3 separate regions of the Homo sapiens genome follow, and all the other regions are linked to region 3. The links are chromatin contacts, found by Hi-C in ENCODE. All regions are on one chromosome and are shown on one strand. The core of a region is the stretch at or near the end of the contact, and the rest is flanking DNA. Distances in the headings are between cores, read along the strand shown. Region 1 has its middle 250 kb from the start of CBLB. Region 2 overlaps LOC105374027 (a long non-coding RNA gene). Region 3 has its middle 180 kb from the start of LINC00882.

Region 1 (3,483 bases), core at 957-3,456, 940 kb before region 3:
TTCTATATTGTATTTCATTCTAGAAACAGAAATCTCCCCACTCCTTTTCATTCCTAAAGGTTTAAAAATAAATCCTCTAGGCTTTTTCCATCCCTCAAGCTGATTTTTCTTACTCTGACATTAATAAATGCTTTCATCAAATGGCACTTGATCAGATGGTTTGTGTGACCTGATAGGGTGACACAGAACCTCTTTTCAAACTGACAGAGTATTCAAAGGCTTTACTCTTTCCAGAAGTAAAGCTGCTTTGTAAATGCCAGATTCTTTTAAAATTGTGTTCCTTGCAACTGCATGTATTATTCATCTGACTGAAGTATCCCACACTGTCAAGGGGGAAAATTGCAAGAAATCCATCTTTGAGCTTTCCTTTGATGCTGTGAGAAGATTCAGAATGAGTGGACTGGAAGATGATTGTATTTTTCCTTTACCTTTTGGTTAAACTGATGATATCTGCCGCATGCTTTATATCACCATGTGACATGTCTCCCAGGAGGATGACCCTGAGAGTTTGAGTCACCCAAGAAAAAAGAAGTAAGTCATGAGATCCAAGTGTCACTGAGGAGTTACCCATGCTGACAAACAGCTACACACATTTCTGTAGCTCTGCCCATAATGCTTTTTGAATGGGGCACCAAGCAACTTACTTGATAAAGTAGTAATAGCAGCAGACGCTGCAAAGTGCCTAGATATGTTCTTCCTAGTACACAATTTACAAGGCCAGGTCTTAAATGAGATAGAATGATACAAAGGTAAGACTGGAAAAGCCTTTACTGGTCATGAATCATAACCTCTTTACCTATCCTGCCATTCTACAGGTGAGAAGACCAGGAAGTTTCAGTGACTTGCCCAGTGGCAAATAATGGCAAAACTAAGACTTACGTCCAGATTTCTAGTTTTAAGCCCTTGTTCTTTCATACACACCATACGGTCACATAAAATGACTTTTAAAATGCTGGCCGACTATTCTAAAGTAGACAGAAAATTATCAAACTACCATAGAAGTGCAATCTATGTGACCTTTGGGAACTGATTCCCATAAGCCAAGAGTGTGATGACTAAGGCATTCAAAAACACGGAGGAGCTGCAGGAAATGGGCTGTGATTCATTTAGTGGGTCCCTGTGACAATCTATTCCCAAGTTGTCTTTATGGTCAGCTAGAAAGTGAGCCAAACCTGGACCCCTCTGCGGTCTCTACAAATCATAGAGTACAGCACAATTTACCCTTCCAAAGTGGGTCCTAGTTGAGCAATAGTTTAGAATTCCTTTCTGATTCAATTTTGGAGAATGACCTCTAACTGACCTAAATTCTCCTGAAGCCTAAAATTGTATGTAGTTTCCATCTTCTTTTGCTACCCTAAATTATGAAGCTCTTCTGCACAGCTGTTTAAAAAGTTGGATTCTATACAGAGTTATCAGGGACTATTTGTACATTAAATGGGTTTTTTTATGTTTAAATATAACCGGCATGCATATGAAGGGTTCAATATCTGTTTATGAGTTCATACAATCAAAACATGTTTTATGAAATGTATTTGATGTTAAATGCCACTTTGTATAAGTGTGTTATTATTTGCCATCAGAAAAAAAGGATGTAAAAATGCCATATGGAAGCAAGAGACTAAATTTTTTTTATAATTATATTTTACTTAATCCCCAAATCGGGGCACCTGGTAAGTAAATATTAATACGTGCAACCTGGACCCCCAAAAGATCCAGATCTCATGATTGTCAGAAACTTGGGGAAACTAAGTTCTCTTAAGAAGATCTATTAGTTCCTCAAAGTCCTTATTGTGGAAATGATTAGAATTCTCTTAATTTTTTCCCTGAGTATTTTTTGAAACTTTTACATCTATTAGACCTTGGTTTTTGCAAATATTTGACAATCTTTCAAATCTAATAGCACATAAAAAGCAATAAACAAACATAGGTTGAATAAGTGAGGAAAGCAGGAGTTTATCTGGTAGACAATAAGAGGGCCAGTGGGGGGCCTTAATATAAGTTTGTTGGGGGACATTTATCCATAGGTAGTTCTTGCATCTGCCTATTTTCTGAACAAAGGTATTGATAGCTTTGTTCCTTATTGTCTTTTCAAGGATGTTTGTATGGTAAATAGCCTTGGAAAAGAGAGAGTGTATGTGTCTCTGTCTAGGGCAGAGGGAAGATTTGTTTTCTCTCCAAGATAATAAAGATAATGTTTCCCTCCAGGATAAAAGTTGGGCAGGTTGACTAGCTGGTCTTTCGGGAGATTGAGATTTTCTTAACCTAGGATTCCTAAGGTGTGACACGTATTTACTATGTGTACAGCATTTCCTCGAGCCATTCTGCATTACCCCCTGGGACTTTGGAGGCAAGGGGGACTAATGGGAACATATAATTATGCCCTCTGTCTCTGACCCAAGGGTCTCATGCCATCTACTAGTATCTATGAAACTGTGGCAAGCTAACATACTAGCTTGAAAGCAGAGTAAAACCTCAGACTTTTCATAGTTCTTATTTACAGGTGATACTAACATTCAAATGCTACATTTCCACATCTTACCTATGAGACCTACCTTAGCAATCTAAACTGAGTGCTTCTATAAGGAGCCACAATAGCTAGAAAAAGAAACAGGATTAAAAATGATGAAGGTGCTCTACCTCCTGGTCAACTATGGTAATATTTCAATTTAAGACCCTGTCCTATATTTCACACTTTCATCAAGGCCATATATAAATGTTAGAGTGACACTGATGGTGATCTTGAAAGGGAATGAGAGAGACATTTCCCATATAAATGTTGCCATGGGCACAACAATTCTATTCTCTGCTTTCCTAAACTCTGGGTGTTCTTTCAGTGGCTTCCAGCACCCATTGACATTTCCTGTCCAGAACTATAATTTTATCTTGCCATTCTGGCTCTTTTGTCATAAATGTTAAAACTTTTCTGAATACAGTTAGTAAGATATATCAAAGAACGTTAATTTATAGGTTAAAATCTAAGCTCAAAAACACCAAGCCCTATTTTGCCTTTCCTGGTATTAGAAGATGGGGAACTTCTCTGTTTCTTACAATAATACAGATTTGATTGTAAGGATAAATGCACAGGAGCAGTTGGATACAGATATATAATTGAAATGAATAAGTTACTTAGAGAAAATGCTTGAACTATGCTGTCGATAGGCTAGCCACTAGTCATGTATGGCTACAGAGTACTTGAAATGTGGCTACTCCAAATTGTCATGTTGTAAGTGTAAAGACACTGATTTTGAAGACCGATTACCAAACAAAATGTAAATACTCATTAATATATTTTTATATTGATTTCATGTTGAAATGATAATACTTTAGATATGTTGGGTTAAATAAAATACAATATTAAAATGATTTTTGTTTCTTTTTTACCTTTTTTTCATGGCTACTAGAAAACTTAAAAATTATATATATGATTTTTTTTGTATTCTATTTCTATTGGACGCTGCTGTGCTGGACTATTCCTTGCCATCT
Region 2 (3,480 bases), core at 787-3,286, 880 kb before region 3:
TTGCAATGAAAATTAATTAGTTTACAACCATATTTAAAACCTTGAAAAATACTGTTTTTGCATGATATCATTATTAATTATTGTATTGCAGCACCCAGCGTGATACCATGCTTATGCAGATACTTTACAAATATTACTTGATGGTTTGATGATTTTGTATGATTAAAAAACACACAAAAAGTTGGCTTTCATTACATGGAATTTAAGGACATATAAGAGTTTGCAAGTAAAAGGTATATATTCTTGCCATTTTTAATTGCTTAACTTTTATAAAACATAGTTTATGCTCTTTTCTAAGCTTTTTAATACTATGCAGAATCGACAGACAAGCTTAAATTACAGTCATATTCAATTACTAGCAGAATATACAATAAGAATACTCATAACATCATAATTGCTAAAACTTATTGATAACATAGTATGTTAGTCACTATACTAATTGCATAGATTCTCTTAAATGCTACAACTACGAATGAGTAGGTAGTAGTATCATTTATACTTTCCCAATGCGGAAAAGGAAACTTAAAGGCATATTTAAGGTCACAAATCTAATTAAGTAGCAGAGCTTGAACTCAAACTCAAAGTTAATCTAGGGGGGTTGAATTTAAGGGAGTTATCATTAAATACATCAATACAAAAAAAATTCCAATATTCTCTCTCTAAGGTTGCATAACTCCCTGTGGCTTCCATAGGCTATTTGGAAACAAATGTGAATATACATGGTTTCTTTCTGTCTATTCTTTGGCTAGTTAGAGGTTTCAGCAGTTCTTACCTGCTTATACAAAAGGCAGACAGATACAATTACAAGGGCGGTTTGAAATAAGTCCAGAATCTTCCTACCCACTGACCATGCAGAATCCAAACCCTTAATATGCATAATGAAGGCATTACTTCACTTTACTTTGTAATTTCTCCTAAAACGCACACAAACCATTACCTCATTCAAAATGGCTTGGATTGAAATAGCTGATTTAAACTGATGTTTAAATCTTAGAACGAAGCCAGGCTGCTGTCTGTGTAAGAGGCTGCACTGCCTTATTACTGTTTTATTTTGATTATATCAGCAAGTGAGAATCAATAGGTCAGACAGGACCTGTGAATTGATGTTTATTCATATGCATGCCTTCCAGCTGAATGTGATTAGAAATGATAGTGTCATTATGTAAGTGCTAATAGTACCTAAAATGTTTGAATGCTCACTACGTACTGAGCACTAGTGTACATGCTCTACATGGATTACTTCAAAACAACCCTATGGGCAGGGACGGTTATTGACCCCATTTTACAGGTGAGGTTAATATCACTTTGCCCAAGGGTCGGCACCTAGCAATTGGCAGTGCCATGCAGGCATTTTTACTTCAGAGTTAGCTCTAAACATCTAAATAGTCTTGGCATGAAATTCTATTATTATTGGAGGTCAAAGGGCATGACTACATTGTAAGCAGTACAATGGAATTGTTTTGGAACCTGAAGTCTCAGCTTCAATTTCTAGTGCACCATTTATCAATCGGTGTCCTTGGGCTAATTACCTCATTTGCTAGTGGAAGATAATAGCATTACCTACCTCACAGGTTGGTATGAGGTGGATAAATTAATTCATATGAAACATTTTAGCATAATGACTAAAAAATAATAAGTACTCAGTTATTATTATGTGAGTTACCTAACTGGCTCCATGAGTTGATTCAGGCTCTAAAAATAGGCAACAGATGCATTAGGCAGCTTTGATTGCTTTCTGTAACTTGACATAGCAGCTTTACGTTACTCAATGATTTAGTACAATTTAACATTTGTAGAGCTCCTTTCTCACAAAGATAATTGATCTCACCAATCATCAGCCAACTTGTGAACTGGCTCAGAATGAGAAAACCCATAAATTTCAGATGCAGAAACAGGCAAGCAGTGAAAATTCTTGCCTCAGGACACACTTGAATTCAAGGAGATTTGAGGATTAGCACCAAGGCATGTTATCTAACCAGAGAAAACACATCTCTTCTGAAAGTTCCTGATAGCCTGAGGACTCAAGGAATCAGACACCCAATGACTCCAGAGAGAAGGAAATGACACCTGAGAAAGAAAATGACACCTGAGAAAGAAAATCTGGCTAGTCTTAGATCTTGACACAGACTCTTGTTTGATGCTGGATATGTTCCAACTACATTAAAGTTCTCTACACTAGACTTGCTCAATTGTCTTGGCAGACTCTGCCATAGATGAGACATCAAGTAATCCATGCTGAGTAGAGAGAAGAAAAACAGTAACTGTAACAGACTAGGTTTCATTAACCCAAGGGTTCTAAGAAAAAAAAAAAACGTTGTAGAAAGCTTCCTTTTTGTGGCAATCTAACAAATTTTAGAAGAGAACTTTTTTATTAACTTATTTTTTGCCAACTGCATTATAATATGTAAGCTGACAGCTATATTTTTATAAAAATAAATTCGTATGTGCATTTTTATGGTACATGGGCTTCAATGGCAAGATGCTTCATTAGGCTGCTAATCTTATCCATCTCACTGGGTCTAGCCTCCCTCCCATCTCCCACCTCCCCTAGATCTATACGCACCTCCTTCTTTACTCCCCCAACTAAAAACACTTGTTAATATCACTTCACTGGGAACTGAAACAATGAGTTCAGTTTCATGAGTTAGCTGAGATAAATGTGGTGGGAAAATTTTTCTTTCTAAGTAATTTAAAGATATAGATACATTCACATATATATTCTTTGATTTATTTTGAAAGAAGTTAGAAAATAGGAGATCATCAAATATATAAACTTAATAGTTCAGTTTTCACTTAAAAAGTTAAAAAAAAAAAAGAAAAAGCCATTTTGTAGTAATCAAGACATTTTTGAGGATAGGACTTGGGCAGAGAGAGTACAGTGGTATTCTATAATCTGTGGTTTCTCTTTCTGTAGTTTCAGTTACCCATGGTTAGTTGCGGGTTTAAAAGTAGGTGAGTATATTACAAAAAGATATTTTCAGAAAGAGTGAGAGAAACCACATTCACATCACCCTTACTGCAGTATATTAATTGTTCCATTTTATGATTAGCTATTGTTATTCATCTCTGTGTCTAATTTATAAAAGAAACTTTATCATAGGTATATATGGGTAGGAAAACACATAGTATATGTAGGGTTTAGTACTAACCATGGGTTTAGGCTCTCAGAACCTATCCTCCATATAGGGGGATTACTGCATGCTACATGCTTGGATGGGATTTCCAATCTCATTTTCTAGTTTAACTCTAACCTTTCTGTCGCATTAGGGTGGAATGTTCTTCTCTAAAACACATGAAGTAAATGAATGCTTGGTAAAGATGTTCATGTTTAATTATAACTGGAAGTCAGACCTGTCTTAGGCAACATAATGATCAAGGTGAAGTTCATCCCTGCTGGCTTCCCATCTACTTCTGCCAGAGCCACTTCTTCCTTCTGACCCTCCCTTTGTCTTCCTGCCATCCCTGATTCTTGTCAAGGGG
Region 3 (3,318 bases), core at 736-3,235:
GCGAACAGGAGCAGAGAGAATAAGACCCCAAACATTGTTAAAGTCCATGGCAACTTCATCTTAAGGACTATTATCCCCACCTGAGTCAGAATGAGTTGGCATTGGCCCATAGCTACAAGTTATCTCCAGGGGGTAAAATTCCAGTGCAGAATAACCTATAAATACTGTGGCATCGCAGCTAGAGAGAAAACAGATTGATGTAGTCCTAGTTTGGAGGTCAATTGGCTCAGTAACTGTTAGAAGCAGCCAACAGTTAAAGACACAAATATTACACGGTTGGAGATAAAGTTCCAAAAAGAACAAATTGATTCATTTTGTACCACGAACTCAACTCAAAGTAAAGCCCTACTTCGCTTTTTAAGATATATTTTGTAAGGTTTTCATTTTTTGTTTTATGTTATTATCCTGTTATGACTTATTAATGGCTATCATTTGCTATAGTGAAATCGTATTGAGACTTTTCACTCAAATGCTCTAAATAATTAATCTATTTTCAAGAACGCTTTATAAATGCATTGTTATTTAATTATCTTATTTAATTTCATGTTTAAATAATGCTCTGGTATATATGAATCAATGGCCACATCTTAAAAGACATACCTGTATCCAATATTCAATAAAAGAAAAGGAAATTTAGCAGGAAAATGAATGATTTGTGTGTCTAACACCACCATTTAAACAACCTGAAACTCACGGCAACATTTGTCCCTTAGGTTCAAGGATGTATCCGAGGGTAGTCATGAAAATTCAATTCTTAACGCTGACTTGCTGTGCTCTCACAGGATTCTTTTCCTAGTTAGAGTTACAACATTTTTCCTTAGGAAATGAGACAATGCATTTTGAAGTTCTCTAAGGTTAGGAAGAGATTAGGGAAGAAACATTTGCAGTCCATATATAGATTCTAAATACCCATAGAATGATGATTTTCCTAATTTTCTAACAAATATTTCTTATATTATGGAGCTAAAAGCTACATTTTTAAGGGAGAATTGAGAATAAGGAGAAATGGTAAGGTACATTTGTGGGAAGAAACGCATTTAATTCAGTCTCTCCCTTTCAAAAACAGAAAGGGAAACAGCAATCAACACAACATATGGAGTATCTGTTTTTCGATAAAAATGCCAGGTAAAGAGGTCTTATTTAAATCCACACAGACAGTATTATCCTCCCCTTCTGAAGATTGTTTTTCCCCAGGCACAAAAGGTCAGGCATATTGTTGAGTCTGTTACCCAAAGACCCGAGTAACAGTGACATCTAGTGGTGCACGGTGATATAGGACGTAGAAACGCAAACGCTTGCTGAGAGCCCAGAGCAAAAAACCCTAGAAGGAAGCTGCTAAATTTAAAGTTTCCTGATTTCTGTGGCAACAAAATTGTATTCTAATGTAATCAGTTACTCCTGTCTCACAGGGAATGATATTGTTCTGGGTCAACATTTGGGACATGGAAAAGTCACTTCGTATTCACTGCTGGGGAAATGAGGAAACCTATAGTCAAATCCCACCACTTTGGTTTTGGAATTGGAAATGTAACAATATTGCTGGGATTTTTTTTTAAAGAGCATCATCAATCTGACCACAAAAGGTTATGCTCCTCAGACAGGAGAAAGGCAACTGAATACGCTTGTAAATGCCAATCCTAAAAATCTATCCAAAGATATTAAATTTCTCATTTTTAAATTTTATTTCTCTACAGACTATTTTCTCGTGTCTAAAAAAGAGGCCATCTCAGGCCGCTCTGTAGCAGCTCAAACTCTGGCACTCAGCCCATTGCCTTAGACCTACTGGCTACACCGTTCTGCCCTTCTCTGCTGCAGGTGCCAGCCACAGCATCCTTTTGTCTGGTTGCCAAATCAGTAATCTCTCTTGGCATCTGCCTTTTCTACCCCCTTCCCCCATTCTCCCCCTCCATCAAGAAATCTAATTCCAAGTTGGCAGGCAGAAGGTCAGAAATCTTTGAAAGCCTCAGCTTCCACCGCCCACTCTCGAGTCTCGCCTCTGTGCATTCTGCCAAATGCCAACTTGCTTTTCTCCCTCCTCCATAACATCCTGTATCTCTGGAACGCTGAGGTTGTCACCTGAATCTTGCCCTCACATCTGCTTCCTTCCCCTCCCTCGGCAGCAGGGCCCTCTTTCATTAGTAACATCCTGCCGCGTCTCCCCAAGGCTCAGCACATCTTGTCATCCGTCCCTGGCATACACAGTCTCTTCCTAGTTATCAACTTTGGGACTCGCCTCCATCAGAGGTATCTGGAGACCAGAGCTGGCCCAGAGCAACTGGGGAAGGCAAGCTGACGGCCCCCTGAAATCCACATAATTGCATCTTTGAAAAGTGGGCCACATGACAGCAAAGAACTGAAAACTAGTGTGACAGAGAAGACAAAAGACAAAAATCACACCCAACTCCAATAGATGACAGTTTTGTTTCTTTGTTTACATTTTGAAGTGACATGTTCAGGGAGACTTTAGAATAGTCTTTTAGGGAAAAAAAATTAATATCTTGCATGATTTGTTCACTATGAAAGAATTTTTTAAAACACATGCACTAGGAATTTTATATCATTTTTTAGTTTTAAAAAGATGACCATGTCAGTGTTTCATTTTGAAGCTACGAATTGCATATAAATTATATCAACAAAAATAGGATTCTCATCTCAATTGTTTCTAACCTCTTGTAACCACTGTGCCATCCTTATTGCTTCTCTCTAAAAATAGCAAAGTCGGAGCTAACTTAAAAAGAAGTAATAAGAAAAAGACAGCAGTAGAAAAGCTGAAAAGAAATTAAAGGCAAGTATTACCTCTCATAAATATCCACTAAGCAGAAGCTGAACAAATTAACTTCAAAACCATTGAAACTAGGGAAATACCCTCTTGCAGCAAGTCAGAAGATGAAAAAAATCACTAGTAAGAAAACGTGAAGTTAGATAAAGTCTTTTTTTTTTTTGAGATGGAGTCTCACTCTTGTCACCCAGGCTGGAGTGCAAAGGCGTGATCTCAGCTCACTGCAACCTCCGCCTCCTAGGTTCAAGTGATTCTCTTGCCTTAGCCTCCCAAGTAGCTGGGTTAACAGGCGTCCGCCACCACGCCTGGCTAATTTTTGTATTTTTGTAGAGACAGGGTTGCACCATGTTGGCCAGAATGGTCTTGAACTCCTGACCTCAGATGATCCACCCGCCTCGGCCTCCCAAAGTGCTGGGATTACAGGCGTGAGCCACCGTGCCCGGCCATAGATAAAAGTCTTTAAAATGCACTTTAGAGATATTATTACTGCCGTGTTGCTCTGTTTCACATGTAGCATAGTGTTAAGACTCTTCACAAAA

Evidence for each region. Hi-C counts contacts between places; a loop is a spot of excess contacts on that map. Pooled maps may share reads with other maps.
Region 1: a map of chondrocyte shows a loop between it and region 3 (2.0-fold over the local background). The contact joins two enhancer-like sites. A Hi-C loop is called at or near these places in 1 of 168 maps with a recorded cell type or tissue (chondrocyte) and 5 of 50 pooled maps.
Region 2: a map with no recorded cell type shows a loop between it and region 3 (7-fold over the local background). The contact joins two enhancer-like sites. A Hi-C loop is called at or near these places in 2 of 37 single-sample maps with no recorded cell type and 4 of 50 pooled maps.

The regions. Positions count from the first base shown.
Region 1 is chr3:106,119,450-106,122,932 of GRCh38, forward strand. No RefSeq gene overlaps it. Among named protein-coding and RNA genes, the nearest start is that of CBLB, 250 kb to the left of the region's middle. Within about 2 kb of position 2,207, at least 2 of the 41 ENCODE cell types and tissues checked have a DNase peak (open chromatin) inside an H3K27ac peak, as active enhancers do.
Region 2 is chr3:106,182,120-106,185,599 of GRCh38, forward strand. The region is part of intron 2 of LOC105374027 (a long non-coding RNA gene); the gene reads left to right. Among named protein-coding and RNA genes, the nearest start is that of CBLB, 310 kb to the left of the region's middle. RefSeq lists an enhancer at 2,287-2,336. Within about 2 kb of position 2,037, at least 3 of the 41 ENCODE cell types and tissues checked have a DNase peak (open chromatin) inside an H3K27ac peak, as active enhancers do.
Region 3 is chr3:107,063,391-107,066,708 of GRCh38, forward strand. No RefSeq gene overlaps it. Among named protein-coding and RNA genes, the nearest start is that of LINC00882, 180 kb to the right of the region's middle. Within about 2 kb of position 1,986, at least 5 of the 41 ENCODE cell types and tissues checked have a DNase peak (open chromatin) inside an H3K27ac peak, as active enhancers do.